Linked DNA regions of Homo sapiens: region 2 is linked to region 1. The links are chromatin loops, found by intact Hi-C in ENCODE. Cell type or tissue: B cell. All regions are shown on one strand. Each heading gives the region's core, and the rest is flanking DNA. Links, peaks and the distances in the headings are about the cores only.

Region 1 (8,583 bases), core at 2,081-4,580:
AGAACCAGCCCCAGCTTCCCCAGAGTGCCCTCTGCTGGTCAGACCAGACACTGACCCAAGGCCTCCAGGCCACCAGCCCTCCTTGATCCTGGATCATCTAATAAACCCCTGGGTTTATAGAGCTCCTTTCTCCCACCGAGCTCAAAGCACTTTCCCATCTGTGATCTCTCTGGCCTGGGACCCGCCTCAGAAGTGTGGGAGGGCCCAGTATTCATCTCCCCATTTTACAGAGACGAACCAAAGCCTGGAGAGTGATGGGACGAGCCCCAGCGTGCTGCTGGCAGCTGCAGAAAAGAACTTACAGGTCCATTCATCCAGCCCTCTAGGGTACAGATGAACATACTGAGGCTCAGAGGGGAACAGACTTGCCCGGATGAGTCCTGGGCTAGAACCCTGGTGTCCTAAATGCCATCCAGGGCTTTCCCACGACATCAAGATCTCTGTCTACAGAGGCAAGGAGTAAGGCCTTGGCCAAGTCATCGAACATAAGGAGCCTGTATTGTCCAGTTGTACTTCCTGCTCTTGCCTTCCTCCCAGGGGATGACTGACAGGGAAGTGCTCCTGAACCGCTGTGAAGGCCACGAGGCCAGGTGAGGCCAGATGAGGCCAGGTGAGGTGGCGATCAGAACATTGGCCCCTACTGCAGATTTGGGCGGGACCCTCACCCCTGCCTGGCATAAACACCGACCCAGGAGGAGGCCCCCACCCAAAGCTTTGCTTTCAGAGGGGCCAGCATGCTGTCTGCTAGCCCACCCTGCCCTGGCTGACCTGGTGGGGGACCAAAGGTGAAAATAAATGCTTAAGCAGTGTGACCCTGAGCGCCAGTTCCTGCCCCCTGTTGTGCCCCTCCCGGCACTTCGGATTTGTCAACTTATTATTTATTCCGGGGACTTGTTAATGTTGTCTCCTCTGCCACACTCTAAGCATCAGAGCTCACTGCAGCCTCAACCTTCTGGGTTCTAGTGATACTCCCACTTCCGCCTCCAGAGTAGCTGGGACTACAGGCGCGTGCCACCATGTGTGGCTAATTAAAAATTTTTTTTTTTTTGTAGCGACAAGTACTCACTATATTGCCCAGGTTGGTCTCGAACTCCTGGGCTTAAGTGATCCTCCCATTTTGACCTCCCAAAGTGCTGGGATTAGAGGCGTGAGCCACCAGGTCCAGCCTATTTTCAGCTTTGAGGGCCCTGTCATCTCTGTCTACACCACTCTGTCGGGGGAGTGTGAGGCAGCCAGAGACAATAGGTAAACAAATGGGTGTAGATATGTTTCAATAAATCTTTGTTTAGGCCGGGGGCGGTGGCTCATGCCTGCAATCCCAGCACTTTGGGATGCTGAGGTGGACGGATCACCTGAGGTAAGGAGTTCCAAGACCAGCCTGGCCAACATGGCGAAACCCCCATCTCTACTAAAAATACAAAAATTAGCCGGGATTGGTGGCACATGCCTGTAGTCCAGTTACTCAGGAGGCCGAGGCAGAATTGCTTGAATGAGGGAGGCAGGGGTTGCAGTGAGCTGAGATTGTACCTCTGCACTCCAGGCTGGGTGACAAAATAAGACTCTGTTTCAGATAAATAAATAAATAAATAAATAAATAAATAAATAAATAAAATAAAACAAAACCTTGCTTACAAAAACAGACTGTTGGCCATATCTAGCCAATGGGCCATAGTTTGCTGGCCCCTGCTCTTATCTCCAGGACAGCTGGATCACTTCCAGACCATGGCTGCCGCCTGAGCTGTTCCCTCTGCCTTGGAGGCCAAGCATGGCTGTTCACTGTCAGCTATAACCCATTGTAGGTGCTGCTTCAATCAATATTTGATGAATAAAGGTGTGAACAGAGAGTAAAACAGGCAAGACCTCTGTGGGACTCGAAGGATGTGTGAGGTATGGACTGATTGTGACAGGGTGTGCAGCTTGTGCAAATGTCCAGAGGCAGGAATGGGGGAGATGCTCAGGCCCCAGGGGTTTCCAGGCTCAGAATCGCCCTGAAGGTCAAGATAGAGGGGACTGCCAAGAGTTTAAGGGCTGCCCCAGCATGATGATGGCTTGGACCACCTTCTCCCCCTCCTAGAGTTACTGGGAGGGTGAAACAGGACAGGAGGGTAAGGGTCTCCAGACAGCTCCTGACACGCAGAAAGGCCTCAGCTGCCATGATGATTATTGGTACTGTTTTTCTTTAGTTTGTTTGTTTTGTTTTGTTTTATTTTGTTTGTTTTTTTTTTGAGACGGAGTTTCGTTCTTGTTGCCCAGGCTGGAGTGCAATGCCGCGATCTCGGCTCACCGCAACCTCTGCCTCCCGAGTTCAAGCGATTCTCCTGACTCAGCCTCCCGAATAGCTGGGACTACAGGCATGTGCCACCGTGCCCGGCTAATTTTGTATTTTTAGTAGAGACGGGGTTTCTCCATGTTGGTCAGGCTGGTCTTGAACTCCCAACCTGAGGTGATCCACCCGCCTCAGCCTCCCAAAGTGCTGGGATTACAGGCATGAGCCACCTCACCCTGCCGATTATTGGCACTGTTAATAACCCAGACACCTGAAACTGCCCCTCAAGCTCCCACTAATGGCTTGACCTGGTCAGCAGGGCTCTCGCCGCACTGGGGCTGGGAGTAAACACCTGTTTACTCACCAGGCTAGGAGCTTCCCCGGCACAGGGACTGGATTCATCCGTGTTCCCAGTGCTCAGGACAGGGCCTGGCAGCATGGCTGTGTCTCCTGCATCAGACTTGGAATTCCCTAAGGGCTCTGTCTCCCCCATCAGACTAGGGGCTCAACTTTCTGTCTCGGCCTATCCCACCTAGTCCAGCCTGCTTTCCTGGGGAGGGCTCTGACCTAACATCCAATTCCAGTCGGAGCCTGGAAGTGAGAGTAGGCATATTCCGAGAACGGCCTGTGACTTTCTCAGGCTCCCCAGAAAGGCCCCAAGTCCTAGCCCCGGGGAAACCCCAGGCGGGGCCAGGACACCAGAAGTGACACCTAGCACCTGACTCCTCCAGACTGGAGCAGCGGGTCCTGCTGGCTGTGGTGTTCCAGTCCCAGCTGTGCTCCTAACTGGCCTTGGTTCCTTTCCTGGGGTTCAGTCTCCGCATCTGTACAATGGGGGTCAGGACCACGTGTTGTCTGACTTCAGGAGCCTGGCTAGGCTATACAGAGACTTTGTGCAAAATTGTAAAAGGCCTTCCCTCTGGGTAGATGCACCCTGTGAGTGCACAGCTTAGAGGAAGTGACACCTTTGTGCTAGGAAAAAACCTCCCTGTCCTGGGGCAGACACAGAGCTCTACACAACGGTAGAGCTCAGGGCTTTGGGACCAGAGCACGGGCAGGTTTTGGTCCCCTCCCACTCAGCCAGGCTCCTCTGTGCAGGGTGCAGCATGCACCACCCAGAGCCATGGCTGGGGCTGAGTTACCAGCAGGGTACTTTCTGGGTCAGCAGACGGCGGGAGGAAGGAAAAGGAAAGCAACAGAGAATGATGCTGTCTCAGGCTGCCCCCTGATGGCCAGCGGCTGCCTCACACTCACAGCTCTGGAAAAGCAACAGTTCTAGCAGGGGGGCTTCCTTCTACCTGCAGAGATCCTGAGATCTAGGAATTGGAGTACCAGCCCTCTGAACCTTGAGGAAGGGACCCTGTCACATAGCAGCCACCATGGGCCAGGACAGGGCCGGGCATTTTAGAGATGAACTCAGGGCGCCTCTTTTTTTTTTTTTTTTTTTTTTTTTTGAGACAGAGTCCCTCTCTGTCACCCAGGCTGGAGTGCAGTGGCGTGATCTTGGCTCACTGCAACCTCCGCCTCCTGGGTTCAAGCGATTCTCTTGTCTCAGCCCCCAGAGTAGCTGGGATTACAGGTGCATGTCACCACGCTGGCTTTTTTTTTTTTTTTTTTTTTTTTTTTTTGTATCTTTAGTAGAGACTGAGTTTTCCCATGTTGGCCAGGCTGGTCTCGAACTCCTGACCTCAGGTGATCCACCCGCCTCGGCCTCCTAAAGTGCTGGGATTACAGGCATGAGCCACCGTGCCCAGCCCAGAACACCTCTTTACCCATCAGACTGAAAGCTCCCAGGGAGGGGGCTGGTCTCACCTCAGTGTCCCCATGCCCAGCACAGTTGCCGTGTCTCTTCTGTCAGACTTGGAGCTCCCTGAGGGCTCTGTCTCCCCCATCAGACTGAGAGTTTACCCTTCTCTCTCTTTCCCTAGTCCAGCTGGTTGCCTGGGGGTGAGGCAGGGAGATGACCTGACACCCAACTCCAGCCAGCAGCCCCCAGTCCTGAGCCTGGAGCTGAAAGTGGGCCCATTCTGAGGTCAGCCTGTGGCCTTCTTTCTCAGCCTCCACCAAAAGGCCCCAAGTCCTGGCCCCTGGAACCCCCCAGGCAGGGCCAAACCTCCAGAGAAAGCAGGGAATTCTCCTGGAAACTCATGTGCACCTCCATCTCACCGAGAATGAATGGAGGGGGGATTTGGTTCACAGATGAGGAAACAAGAGATGTGCTTTGGACAAAGACCAGATTCCACTGTGAGGCCCTGCAGGAGCTGCCACCTCTATCCTCCTCCCAGGACCTGGTCCCTCCCTCCCACCTCCGGACCGTGGCCATGGCCTAGCCTCTCTGCCCAGCCCCTCTGCCTTGGAGGCCCTCCCCTCTCTCTACCTAGCTAAATCCCACCCATCCATCAGCTGTGGGCTCTGTCATTGTCATTTCTCTGGATGTGCCTTTCATGCCTGGGACCAGATGAAGTCCTCTTCTTCACTCTCAAGGGCTCCTTTCTGAGCGCTTCCAGGGCCGTGATTCTAAATGTATCTGGGTCATTATTGAATTAACACCTGCCTCCCCCACCAGAACCATAAGCTCCAATGAGCGGGGCCCTTGTCCGTCTCATTCATGTCGTAATCTCGGCACAGACTGCGCTTGTCACACAGCAGGTGCTCAGTGAGCAATTGCTGGATGAATGAAAGGTTGAATCAGTCCTGGCTGATTGAACCAGTCCCACGTTCTAGATATGGGACCTTGGGCAAGTCTCACTTTCTCGCATTCATTCAGCAAATACTTATTGAGCATGGATCTACTGCATGTTGGTTTTGGCACAGGATTCAAACCCAGATCTGACTGGCTTCTGATGCTGTTCTCTTTCTGCTTTTCAAGCTCTGCCCTTCTTGCGATGTTTGGGGCCTGGGGAAGGGGTCCAGCCCCACCCTCTCCCACTGGTCCCTGGATGTCATATATGCCAGTCTGCTGTGGCCCCCTGCCTCCAAACATTTGTGCACACAGAGCCTTCTACCACCAACAGCCCACTCGACCTTCAAAATCCGCTTCTAGGGTCACGATCGCCTGAAAGCCATCCCCATAGCCCTTGGCAGAAGTGACTCTCCTGTCACACACTTGGCTGGCATGGAGATGCAGCACTGTCCACCCTGACCCTGCGCTATTTATGCACGTGGCTCCTGCAGCGTCCCCGCCCCACCCCCAGGGCTGCCAGGGCAGGGCCTGGTCTGATTCATCGCTGTAATGGTTGGCCTTGATTAATCTTTCTCTGATCAAACCCTGCAGCAGCTCCTCTTCACGCTCCAGTGCCCAGCCAATCAGGGCCAGGCACTCAGGGCTGATGCATGCTCGGAGCAAGGCCACCGGAGTGGGGGTTCTGCCTGGATCCCCGAAATCATGGCAAGAGAATGGGCTGCTAGGTGTGAAGGGCACAGCCTGGACACTCTCTCCTCTCCACTCTAGCCCAGCAGCGGCATGGCAAAGAGGGCCCTGGGGGCGGGCAGTGGAAGGTCACAGGGCAGATGGGCTATGGGGTGAACTGGGAAAGGACAGTGTGGCCCCGGGGAGGACAACCACACAGCTCAGAGCTGTCTGGACATCGTCTACTTCAGCAGAATTCCAAGGTGAATGTGAGCGTGCAAGGAGAGCCACCGGCCCTGCGTGGCCTGGTCTCAGGCTGGTGCCAGGGCTGGGCTGAGAGGCAGGAGACCTGGGTTCTAGTCCCCGCTCTACCACTGATTTGCTGTGTGACCTTGGGCAAGCCCCTGCCCCTCTCTGAGTGCCAATGTGTACAAGGAGAGGATTGAGTCAATGTGGAACTGACCAGCATGAACACCAGAGGCTGGAGAGCCAGATCTCCAGCCCAGCCACATCTCTGAGTGGGTCAGCAAGGGACCCTAGGTGGGGCCACTGCCTTGCCCTGCCCTCCTGTCCCTGGCTTAGGCTAAATGGGGCACAGTGGGGTGACCAGGCATCCTCTCCCCTGTGAGCTGCCCTGTCGTCTTCTCAAGTGTCCCTCTCCCTGTCCCATCTACCCCCAAAGCTGTCAGGCTGCCAGCAGGGAGCATCAGCTGCCATGACGGAGCATCCTGCGTCATAGTGAGTCAGAGCCCTCCTTCCAAGCCAGATCCAGTCACTCCGTGACAGGAAGAAGAGAAGGACACCACTGCCTTTACAAGCCCAGGCCACACAGGACGGGACCCCAGAGCCTGGCACAGGCAGATCCGCCTTTCCTTCTCCACACAAGGGCAGGCACACACCTGGCACCAGGGCATCCAAGGTGATAGCAGGCTGTCCTTTCTGAGCCACCCTCTCCAAGGCCAGACCTGGAGGGTACAGTTAGGGGGGCTCTGAGCAACTGTGACTGAATACAGCGCTGACTCAAGGATTGGCACATTTGTCTTGTTCACACTGGCACACAGTAGGTGCTTTATATGCATCTGTTGAACGGAAGTTCTCAGACTTCCCTGTGGCTGTCGGGAAGCTGTGGTGGAGTAATAACACATCATACCTGTTTGTGTTCACTATCACTATTATTTATTTTTAGTCCTAAGTTGAGTACCTACTACGTGCCAGTGATTTTGCATATATTAATTTCATCAGCCCTCACAGCAATCCCACGAGGTGGGATTTTTACCCTAAGTTAACAGATGAAAAATCTGAGACTCAGAGAGGCGAAGCAACTTACCCAAGGTCGCACAGCTTGTGTGAGCTAAGCCCTCATTCACCCAGGTCTGCTGACACCAGGGCCAGGCACAGAACCGCTCTCCACCCGGACTTTACTGGGCAGAGAGCACCTAGCTTAGAGAAAGAGAAAGAAGTCAGCACCCACTCCCTGGCTCAGCTGCTCTGGCAGTGCGCCCTGGCCCAGATCCTGCCCCTTGAGAGGCCTCCAGCCCTATCCCACGCTGCTGCCTCAAACCTTATTCATTCTTTTTTTTTTTTTTTTTTTTTTTTGAAACAGAGTCTCACTCTGCCGACCAGGCTGGAGTGTAGTGGCACGATTTCGGCTCACTGCAACCTCCACTTTCCCGGGTTCAAGCAATTCTCCTGCCTCAGCCTCCCGAGTAGCTGGGATTACAGGCTTGTGCCACCACACCTAGCTTTTTATTTATTTATTTATTTTGAGATGGAGTTTCTCTCTTGTAGCCCAGGCTGGAGTGCAGTGGCATGGTCTTGGCTCACTGTACCCTGGGTTCAAGCAACTCTCCTGCCTCAGCCTCCTGAGTAGCTGGGATTACAGGCGCCCACCACCACCATGCCTGGCTAATTTTTGTATTTTTAGTAGAGACGGGGTTTCACCATGTTGGCTAGGCTGGTCTCAAACTCCTGACCTCAGGTGATCCGCCCACCTCGGCCTCCCAAAGTGGTGTGATTACAGGCATGAACTACTGTGCCAAGCCCACACCCAGCTAATTTTTTATATTTTTGGTAGAGACGGAGTTTCACCATATTGGCCAGGCTGGTCTCGAACTCCTGACCTCAAGTGATCTGCCTGCCTTGGCCTCCCAAAGTGCTGGGATTACAGGCGTGGGCCACCGCGCCTGGCCCCTCCTTATTCATTCTTCAAAACATTTCTCTGCTGCCACCAGTGAACCTGGCTGCCTCAACTGGAAAACAGACACAAGAGTGCCTGCCCTGCCTGATGCACAGGTGGGCATGAAGGAGAGAGCGAGATGCTATGTGTGAGTGAGGGTCTCAGACACTGACATTGAGTGCTGTGTGCATGGGAAATTTTGCTAAAGGATCTTCACACCTCAGGAGCTGGGATGTGTGTGTGTGTGTGTGTGTGTAAATGCAAGCGTGCTTCAATGTGAGTGTATAACTGTCATTGTGTGGGTGTGAGTGGGTATGTACACATGGGAGACTGTGTATTCATGTGTAGGTATGTGAGTGTGTGTGCGTGTATGTAAATGCAAGTGTGCATATATATGTGTGTGTATGACCATCAGTGTGTGAATGAGGGGTATGTACACATGGGAGAGTGTGTGTGTAGGTACGTGCGAGTAAGTGTGAATGACTACAGAGGCCGTCCAGGGCTGGGGAAAAAAACCTGTGCCTCAGTTTACTCTGCCCTAGACAAGCCCTGAGAGGCAGCCTTGCCCCCCTCTTCAACCATCGCTGGAGACCCTTCATCCCGCCGCCAGGCCACCAGCGCACTATCTACCCGCACTCTCTCTACCCCACCTCTGGGCATATATTATTTTGCATATGTTAATTTCAATAGCTCTGAATGAGGCGCTGACAGTCAAAAGTCGCTGAACTCACAGCTTAGGGCTCTCAGGCAAGGCCTCTAACTTCTGCGAGCCTCACTTTCATCCTCTAAAAA
Region 2 (8,583 bases), core at 2,647-5,146, 530 kb before region 1:
TCTCCGACCAACAGTCTCCCCAGCCCCGCAGCTTCTCTCTTTCAGACCTTTACTTCTTGATCCTCACTCCATAGTGAGATGTGGCCTTTCAGCAAATAAATTGTGCTCAGGGAGACTGAAAGAAAGGGGTAAACCAGGATTAGTGCTGCAGGGTCAGAGCTAATGACACAAGCTTCTCTCCTCAGGCCTATTCATTTGAGATGCATCTCAGGCACTTAGGCACAGCAGTGCTAAGTTAGTACCAATTATATACATGCACACATAAATATATAAAAGCATATAAATATTACATATGTAAATATAAATTGTACCAATAAAATCGACATCAAGCTTGTTTTTAATCATTCACTCAAAATACATTGAACAGCTACTGTGCAAAGTCTTGGGACTGCTTAGAAACTTAAGACAAAAATATTGGGCCTGTAGTCCCAGGTGAAGCCTAGGCAGGAGGATGGCTTGAATGAAGGAGTCCAAGTCCAGCCTGGGCAGCATAGTGAGACTCAGTCTTTTTTTTTTTTTTCTCTGAGATGGAGTCTCACTCTGTCGGCCAGGCTGGAGTGCAGTGGCACAATTTTGGCTCACTGCAACCTCCACCTCCCAGGTTCAAGCGATTCTCCTGCCTTAGCCTCCTGAGTAACTGGGATTACAGGCACGTGCCACCACACCTGGCTAATTTTGTATTTTTAGTAGAGATGGGGTTTCACCATGTTGGCCAGGCTGGTCTCGAACTCCTGACCTCAAGTGATCCACCCACCTTGGCCTCCCAAAGTGTTGGGATTACAGGCATGAGCCACCGTGCCCGGCCGAGACTCAGTCTTTAAAATAATGAAGTAAAATAAAAACATAAACCTCAAACAAAAAGACAAACTATGATTTCAATCATTGTGAAGCTCTTGATCTAGTAGATGATATATATATATATATATATACATATACCAAAAATACTATAATTTCAGAGAAGTGCTATAGAGTCTAATGTTTAACAACTTCTGGCATTTGACTGATGGTGTTTAAAGCTCTTCCCGCATTTTCCAGGGGTATAAATCGAGGCAAGTTATTTGGTATTTACTGCATTTTGGCTTCTTCATATGCAAGGGGGTTATGATAATAATACCTACCCCATGAGGACGGTATGAGGACTAAAGAAAATCGTGTATGTATAGCCTCGGCCAATGCCCATAGACACTGAGTACTCAACTAGGTGTTAGCTAGCAGATTTTAAATTTGCATTTATTCGTATAGTTTTTAAGGTAAAATTTACATTCATTGAAATGTTAACTGTATGTTTTTTGACAAATGAATACACTTATATAACTCATATCCCTATCAAGACAGAGACCATTTTTACCACCCAGAAATTTCTCTCATGTAACTTCCCAGTCAATCCCCTGCCAGAGGGAACCACTGCTATGATTTTTTCACCACAGATTAATTTTCCCCTTTCTAGAATTTCAAATAAATGGGAAGGTATGTGCTCTTTTGTGTCATTTATCTTCACAGACTTTGAAATAAAAAAGTTACAATTTTAAACCTTTTGGGCATTTAGTAAAAATCTCCTTCCCACCAGTAGCCACCAGTCACCAGTCTTCATTTCTCTCTCTCTCTCTCTCTCTCTTTGAGACAAGATCTTGCTCTGTCATCCAGGCTGGAATGCAGTGGCATGATCATGGCTCACTGCAGCCTCAACCTCCTGAGCTCAAGCAATCCTCCCACCTCAGCCTCCCAAATAGCTGGGAGTACAGGTGCCCGCCACCACGCCTGGCTAATTTTGCTTGTATTTTATGTAGAGACAGGGTCTCACCAAGTTGCCCAGGTTAGTCTCAAACTCCTGAGCTCAAATGATCTGCGGGCCTTGGCCTCCCAAAGTGCTTGGATTACAGGTATGAGCCACTGTGCCTGGCTCAGTCTTCCTCTCTTAAAGCAACCAATGTTATTAGTTTTATGTGGGCCACCCCATGGCTTATCATTATTAATTCAGGTGTTTATACAAGGCTCTTTGAGAACTCAGTTTTAAAGGTTACCCAAAGCATCCTAAGACAACTCAGCCTAAAACGATATAAAATCAGTTTTAATATAACTGAAGTTTCTACATTCTGACTCCAACTGTCAGATTGTGACATTTTCTCTTTCTCTGACTTTATGCCAAATTTACTTCAACTTCTAGCATCCATCATTCTCATTTATGAACAAATATGTATTTAACAAATGTGGAAATACAAATCATGAAGCAAACAAAACCAAACCCTGGGCTTACGTAGCCGATAGTAAAAAATTCACCAAAATAACCACCCGATTACAGTTTCATGCAATGTGATAGGAGTAAGGGACCACCATAGGGAGGTCAGAAGGTGCTTTTCAGAGGTGGAGACTACAGCTGTTCTCAGAAGAATAGGGGTTAGAAGAACTTTCCAGGCACAGAGCAAAGCATGAGCAAAAGCTCTGTGGAGGCCAGGAAGCTGGTAAATAGGGAATAAAAGAGGCCAGTTTGGCTGGAGCAGAGAGAGCAGAACAGAATTGGTCTGAGTAGTGAGAAGAGATGAAGAAGTGGGCAAGGCGCCTGGCCATTCGGGGCTTGGTTAGTTAGGAGGTTTTGTCTAAGAGAATGGGAAGGTGTTTAAGTGCTTTAGGCTGGGAAGTGACACGGTCACATTATATTTTGGAAAAGCCACTCTGCCTGTTGTGTTGAGATTAGAGAGGCGATAAAGGGGATATGGGTAAACCACAAGAAGACTAGGTCAGTAGTCCCTCGACCCTCACTCCCCAGGTGAAGGCAGCCTAGACTAGGGTGGTGACGGAGGAGATAGAAGAGGACAGATTCAAGGAAAATTTGGAAGGTAAAAACCAGTAGGATTTGCTGACGGATGGAGTATAGGAGGGGAGAGGTAGATTATCAGGGATGTATCTTAGTTTTCTTATACAAGATAGATTCAGTTGCAATGAAATTGTTAACTGAAATTGACTTTAAATAATGGCATGACCTAAAGTTATGCAAACATTTGCCTTAGATAAAATATCAAGTTTTCAAAGTTTTTAGCTGGGTGGACGGCATGGCTTTACTTCCTATTTCTTGGTATTCTAATCCTGTTGAAAAAAAAAGTTTTTCTTTTTCTCAAAGGCTTATTTCAGTGGAAGCCCATCTGCAAAATCTGTTAATAAATTTAAATTAGAAAATAACTACAAGTGCCATTGACACATTGGTTATTCTTTTTGAGAGTGACCTAAGGCCACCTCTGGGAGAGCTGGGGGCTCTTCTGAAGCCTGCCCGACTGCACCGCGTGCCCGTGCCTGGAAGTCAGATTCGGGGCGGTGCGGCAGCGCGAGGCCTGCAGTCCTAAGCGCGGGGTCGCTCCAGCCCCAGAGGGGGTGTGTCTCCTGCCTCTTCAACCTGGCAGGGGCTGTTCAAGTGGCCGGGGAAACCAGCGATTTGGAGGGTCGAGGGCTGGTGCTTTGAAAGACAGGCGGAGGGGAGAGAGGGATTTCCCCGTCCCCGCTGCACTCGGTCCTTCCCCTGGGTTACTCCTTTCCTCCGCCTGCGCGGCCCCTAACCTGCTCGAACCCGTTGTGCAGAAGAGGCCGCCGGGTCCCTTTAAGGCCCCGCCGCGCCTGCGCCTTGGGTTATCCTGACACGCCCATCGGGATCCTGAGGAGCCAGTGGGCTGCAGGCGCAGGCGCAGGCGAGGGGCTGGGTGGCGGTTGAGACAGCGGCGGTACTGGGAGGCGTAGGTGAGGGTCGCGAGGCTGCCCGAGCTTCTGAGCGAGCGCGGTGCTTTTGGGAACGCGGGACGGGCGATCTGCGGCGCCAGGAGCTGGGCCGAGGCGCGGCGGCGCGGCTGCCGGCTGCCCTGTGAATGGGAAGTTACGCGAAGTCCACCCAGCGTTTCTGAGGTGAGGGCGCCGCGCCAGGCTGGGCGGGCGGTGAATCCGGGACCCGCGGGCGCACAGCTGGGTCGAGGCGCGGCCGTGGCAAGTTTTGTTGCGCGAGCGCGGGGGCGGGTGGGGGCTGTGGGGGGTCGTGCACCGCCGGGGCCTGAGTTCCCCGCGCTGGATTCTTCGCCTGCCGCTGCCGCCCGCAGCCCAACTCTCGTGGGCGCTGGGGAAGAAACTCGCTGGCGGGTGTTCTGTGGCATCCCAGGGGGTGGAGGGACGGAGCAGCTTCGGGGGCACGTCCTCCTATATCCTGTAGAGGACACTGACCCCGCACCCCACCCTCCAGGCCAGAAATCCGTTCCCTCTGCGGACCTGAGAGGCGAGCGCGCTCGCGCCCCTGACTTGCAAAGTTGGGGTCTTTACTGGCCTCCGGGCTTCTGCTCCTGGCGGTGTCTCCAGGCTGGTGATGGGCAAGCCAGGTGTGCCAGCTCCAGGATGCACATGAGCAGCATTTGTAGCCATCACTGAATCACCTCCTGACTAGCGGGGCAAGCCTCAAATGAACCGCAGGATTTCGGGTAGATTGGATTGTGGGGTTGCTGTTTGCACTCCAAAGAGTTGCTGTGATTTCCCTGCGTCTGGCTGGCTGGCTGGCTTCTTAGATCATCTCATGTGGCGTCCTTTCAGCGGAGAGTTAACCAAGACGTTTGGCCTGGCTTCCTTGTTTTCCTCCTATCTTTTGCTTAGAGCTGCTTTCGAAAAGAAGTCTTTTCTGGCAGTGGTATCTTTTCTTTGGGTTACAGTGTTGTTCATCCTTTCTTTGCCAAAAGAATGAATCCCAGTGCTTCAGGAAGTTAAAGAAAAGATCTGCTGGTAGTGTTCTGAGCTGATATGCGTTAGTAGCTTTTTGTTTTTAAATTCTATTGGTAAAATTTCACTAGTGAACCAGAAGCTACTTTTTCTATTCTGAAATGCTAGCTTTAAGATTTCTGAGAACTTTGCGTCAAAGAAATCTTGGAAAAGTTACTGAAGTATACAGAAGTTCACAATTTTACATGTGCAGGTGGCCCGGGCGCAGTGATCACACCTGTAATCCCAGCACTTTGGGACGCCAAGGTGGGTAGATCACTTGAGCCCAGGATTTCCAGACCAGCCTGGGCAATGTGGCAAAACCCTTTCTCTACTAAAAATACAGAAGTTAGCTGTGTGTGGTGGCGTGTGCCTGTAGTCCCAGCTACCCGGTAGGCTGAGTTGGGAGGATCACCAGAGCCCGGGAGGTTGAGATTGCAGTGAGCCGTGATCATGGCAGTGCACTCCGACCTGGATGGCAGAGTGAGACCCTGTCTCAAAAAAAAAAAAAAAAAAGTAATGAATTTTTACCAAGTGAACCACCACAGATCAAGAAATTGAACATTACTAGTCTGGGGTATATTTGTAGGGGTGGCATTGTTGGTTTTAGAGGTATATGAATGATAAAACTTTAGTATTACATATTGTTGAACATTTTCCCAAAGTAGTTGTACCATTTAGCAGGGATATGCTGGTTACCCCACATCTTCGCTGATACCTGTCAGTTAAAAATTATTTTGCCATTCTAGTAGGGGTGCAGTAATATATCAGTGTGGTTTCATTGAGATTGAGTATCTTTTATTGCCATTTATATGTCCTCTTTTGTGACGTGCCTGTTAAATCTTTTTATCCAGTTTTCATTGATATGCTTGTTTTCCTGTTGATTTGTAATACTTTATTCTGGATATGCCTCCTTTCTAGGATTTATATGTATTGCATTTCCCTTTTTTCAATCTGTAGCTTGCGTTTTCACTCTTTTATGGTGTTTTTTCATGAAGGGAGATTCTCTTTTTTTTTTTTTCTTTTTGAGACAGGATCTCACTCCATCGCCCAGGCTGGAGTGCAGTGGCACAATCACAGCTCACTGCAACCTTGACCTCACAAGGCTCAGGTGATCCCCCTGCCTCAGCCCCCAAGTAGCTGGGACCTACAGGGGAGTACCACCACACTCAGCTGTTTTCTGTATTTTTAGTAGAGATGGGTTTTGCCACGTTGCATAGGCTGGTCTGGAATTCCTAGGCTCAAGTGATACACCTGCCTCGGCCTCCCAAAGGGTTGGGATTACAGGCATGAGCCACTGCACCCAGCCTGAGATTCTTCATTTTAATGAAATTATACTTTATTAATCTTTTCCTTTATGGTTACTGTTTTTTGTGTCCTGTTTAAGAAATCAATGCCTAACCTAAGAGTATGAACACATTTTTCTGTGTTAACCTTATAACGATTTTATTTTAGTTTTTGCTTTTTTTTTTTTTCAGACAGGGCCTCAGTCTATTATTGCCCAGGCTAGAGTGTGGTGGCAGGATCTCAGCTCACTCAACCTCCATCTCCTGGCTCAAGTGATCCTCCCACCTCAGCCTCCTGAGTAGCTGCGACTATAGGCATGTGCCACCATGCCTGGCTAATTTTCATATTTTTTGTAGAGATGGGGATTCAACATGTTTCCCAGGTTGGTCTCGAACTCCTGGGCTCAAGTAATCTGCCCGCTTCAGCCTCCCAGAGTGCTGGAATTACAGGTGTGAGCCACCCCACCTGGCTATGATTCACTTTTTACTACATGGATGTGTCTGCTTGATCCAGCACCATTTATTGAAAAGACCATCCTTTTCCTTCCGCACCATGTGGCACTTTTTTTCATAAATCGAATGACTGTATGGTCATCTGATTTATGAAATTAGTGTGGGTCTGTTTCTGTTTCTGGACCAACTTGGGTAACATAGTGAGATCCCATCTCTACAACAAATAAAAATAATAAATAAATGAATAAAATTTAAAAAATAAGTGCGTAGAGCAGATGGAGTCATAGGTGATAATTTATAAATGATTGCCAGTTTCTTGGCTACATATGGGTGTTGGTAATTCAGATGTGTTGGGTGTTCAGGCAAAACGTATTAAGTGAATTATATGGTGTTCAGAATGATTGCTAGATGTTCATTGTGACTTGAATTAGATGTTATTTGAGCCTCACAGAGCTACAGTTTTTACTCTTTTATTTATTTGTCTTTTTAAAATTTTTACAATCTTCCTGTCAAGGCAGTAACTCTTTTATACTTAATTGTTCTTAAGTATACTTAATTACCAGAAAAGCTTTATGGATCATACCTAAATAAGTGTTAAGCCATTTAAGGGGCTCACGTGCTGTGATATAAACAATAGTATTCTACATAATAGTTTTAGGACTACATCAAATAATTTTTTTTTTTTTCTTGAGACAGTGTCTCGCTCTGTCGCCCAGGCTGGAGTGCAGTGGTATGATCATGGCTCTCTGCAGCCTTGATCTCTCAGGCTCAAGCACTCCTCCCACCTCAGCCTCCTTAGTAGCTGGGTCTACAGGCATGCACCACTGTGCCCGGCTAATTTTCTCCTTTTTGTAGACAGGGTTTTCCTGTAGTGCCCAGACTGGTTTCAAACTCCTGGGCTGAAATGATCCTCCCACCTTGGCATCCCAAAGTGTTGGGATCACAGGCATGAGCCATCACACCTGGCCATTTTAGTTTTAATAATTTTTATATTTTTCTAATTTAAAAGATGTACTAAAATCTCTTACAGCTATTATTTATGAATATAGTATTCATTGTTGTTATTATGATGATTTTGTATGTGTTTAATCTGATTTTCAATATAAGCTCCTGGCAATTAGAGATTTTGTCTCTTTGATTCACCAGTGTATTCTCAGTACTTGACCTTGCCTGGCATGAAACAGATATTGAATAAATATTTCTTAAATGAATGAATGAATGAACATACTAATACCATATTCAACAACCTCCGAGTATCACAGTTTTCACCATCTAACAAATAAAGTAGCTTGTATAGAGTAGAGTCACAGTCAACCTGCCATAAAAGGACATGTCAATGAAAAATAAACCTTCGTATGTGTAGCTGCTAAGATTTTGGGGCTTTTGTTACCGTAGCATAACCTAGCGAAAGCTCAGAGAGACAGCATATACAATATACGTGTACAGATAGACCAGCTAGACCAGTAGATGAGATTCCAAAGCTACTTTAATAAGCATTAACTAACGACACCCACACTCTCTTAATTCCCTAACAGAAATAATGGAATTCTTGTTCACTAAGATCTGCCTCAAATATTACTTACTTTGTGAAAACTTCCCTGGCTACTCTAGTATTTAGTCAGGACTCTTTATTTTTTTCCCCCCAGGCTGGAGTACAGTGGTGCCATCATAGCTCACTAACCGCTAACTGAAGGCTCAAGGAATCCTCCTGCCTCAGCCTCCCAAGTAGCTGAGACTACAAGTGTGCACCACCATGCTCAGCTTATTTTTCCTTTTTTCTTTTCCCAGACGGGGTCTTACTATGTTGCCCAGGCTGGTCAGGACTGTTGATTACATATGACAGAAACCCAACCACCTCTAGTTCCCACCACCTTTCAATCTGCTCTTCCCTGGGTCTTCCCAGTCTCCGTAAATGGCAGCTCCATCCTTCAAGTTACCGAAGCCCTAAATCTCAACGTTAACCTTGATTTCTCTCTTTTATCTCACAGGCAATCTGAAGGCAAATCCTGTTTAGACCCAGGCGAAGGTTCCCGGTGACCCGGGCTCTCACCAGCCAATTGTCCCTTGCCGTCCTCCTGAGGGTGCCTGGAGCTTAAGCACTGTGTGCTCTTGGCCTCCACACTGGGGA

Evidence for each region. Peaks named below come from ENCODE experiments on the same cell type or tissue, not always from the same donor. Only the 100,000 strongest peaks of a DNase experiment are listed, where the experiment ranks them.
Region 2: it touches region 1 in a loop (7-fold over the local background); 2 of 110 quality-filtered maps call a loop at or near these places.

The regions. Positions count from the first base shown.
Region 1 is chr1:16,073,962-16,082,544 of GRCh38, reverse strand. No RefSeq gene overlaps it. Among named protein-coding and RNA genes, the nearest start is that of FAM131C, 4.6 kb to the right of the region's middle. RefSeq lists enhancers at 1-134, 184-683, 8,132-8,583. In B cell, for the core only: CTCF peaks have their summits at 3,296 and 3,502 (motif pointing left); a DNase peak (open chromatin) is centred at 3,464; H3K4me3 peaks cover 351 bases.
Region 2 is chr1:16,608,640-16,617,222 of GRCh38, reverse strand. NBPF1 (NBPF member 1) reads left to right here and starts at 3,659. Exons shown (of 18, transcript NM_001405701.2): 1 at 3,659-3,885; 2 at 8,444-8,583. RefSeq lists an enhancer at 2,858-3,815. In B cell, for the core only: no CTCF peak of the experiment used is centred there; DNase peaks (open chromatin) are centred at 3,702, 4,252 and 4,512; H3K4me3 peaks cover 2,171 bases; H3K27ac peaks cover 734 bases; H3K27me3 peaks cover 295 bases.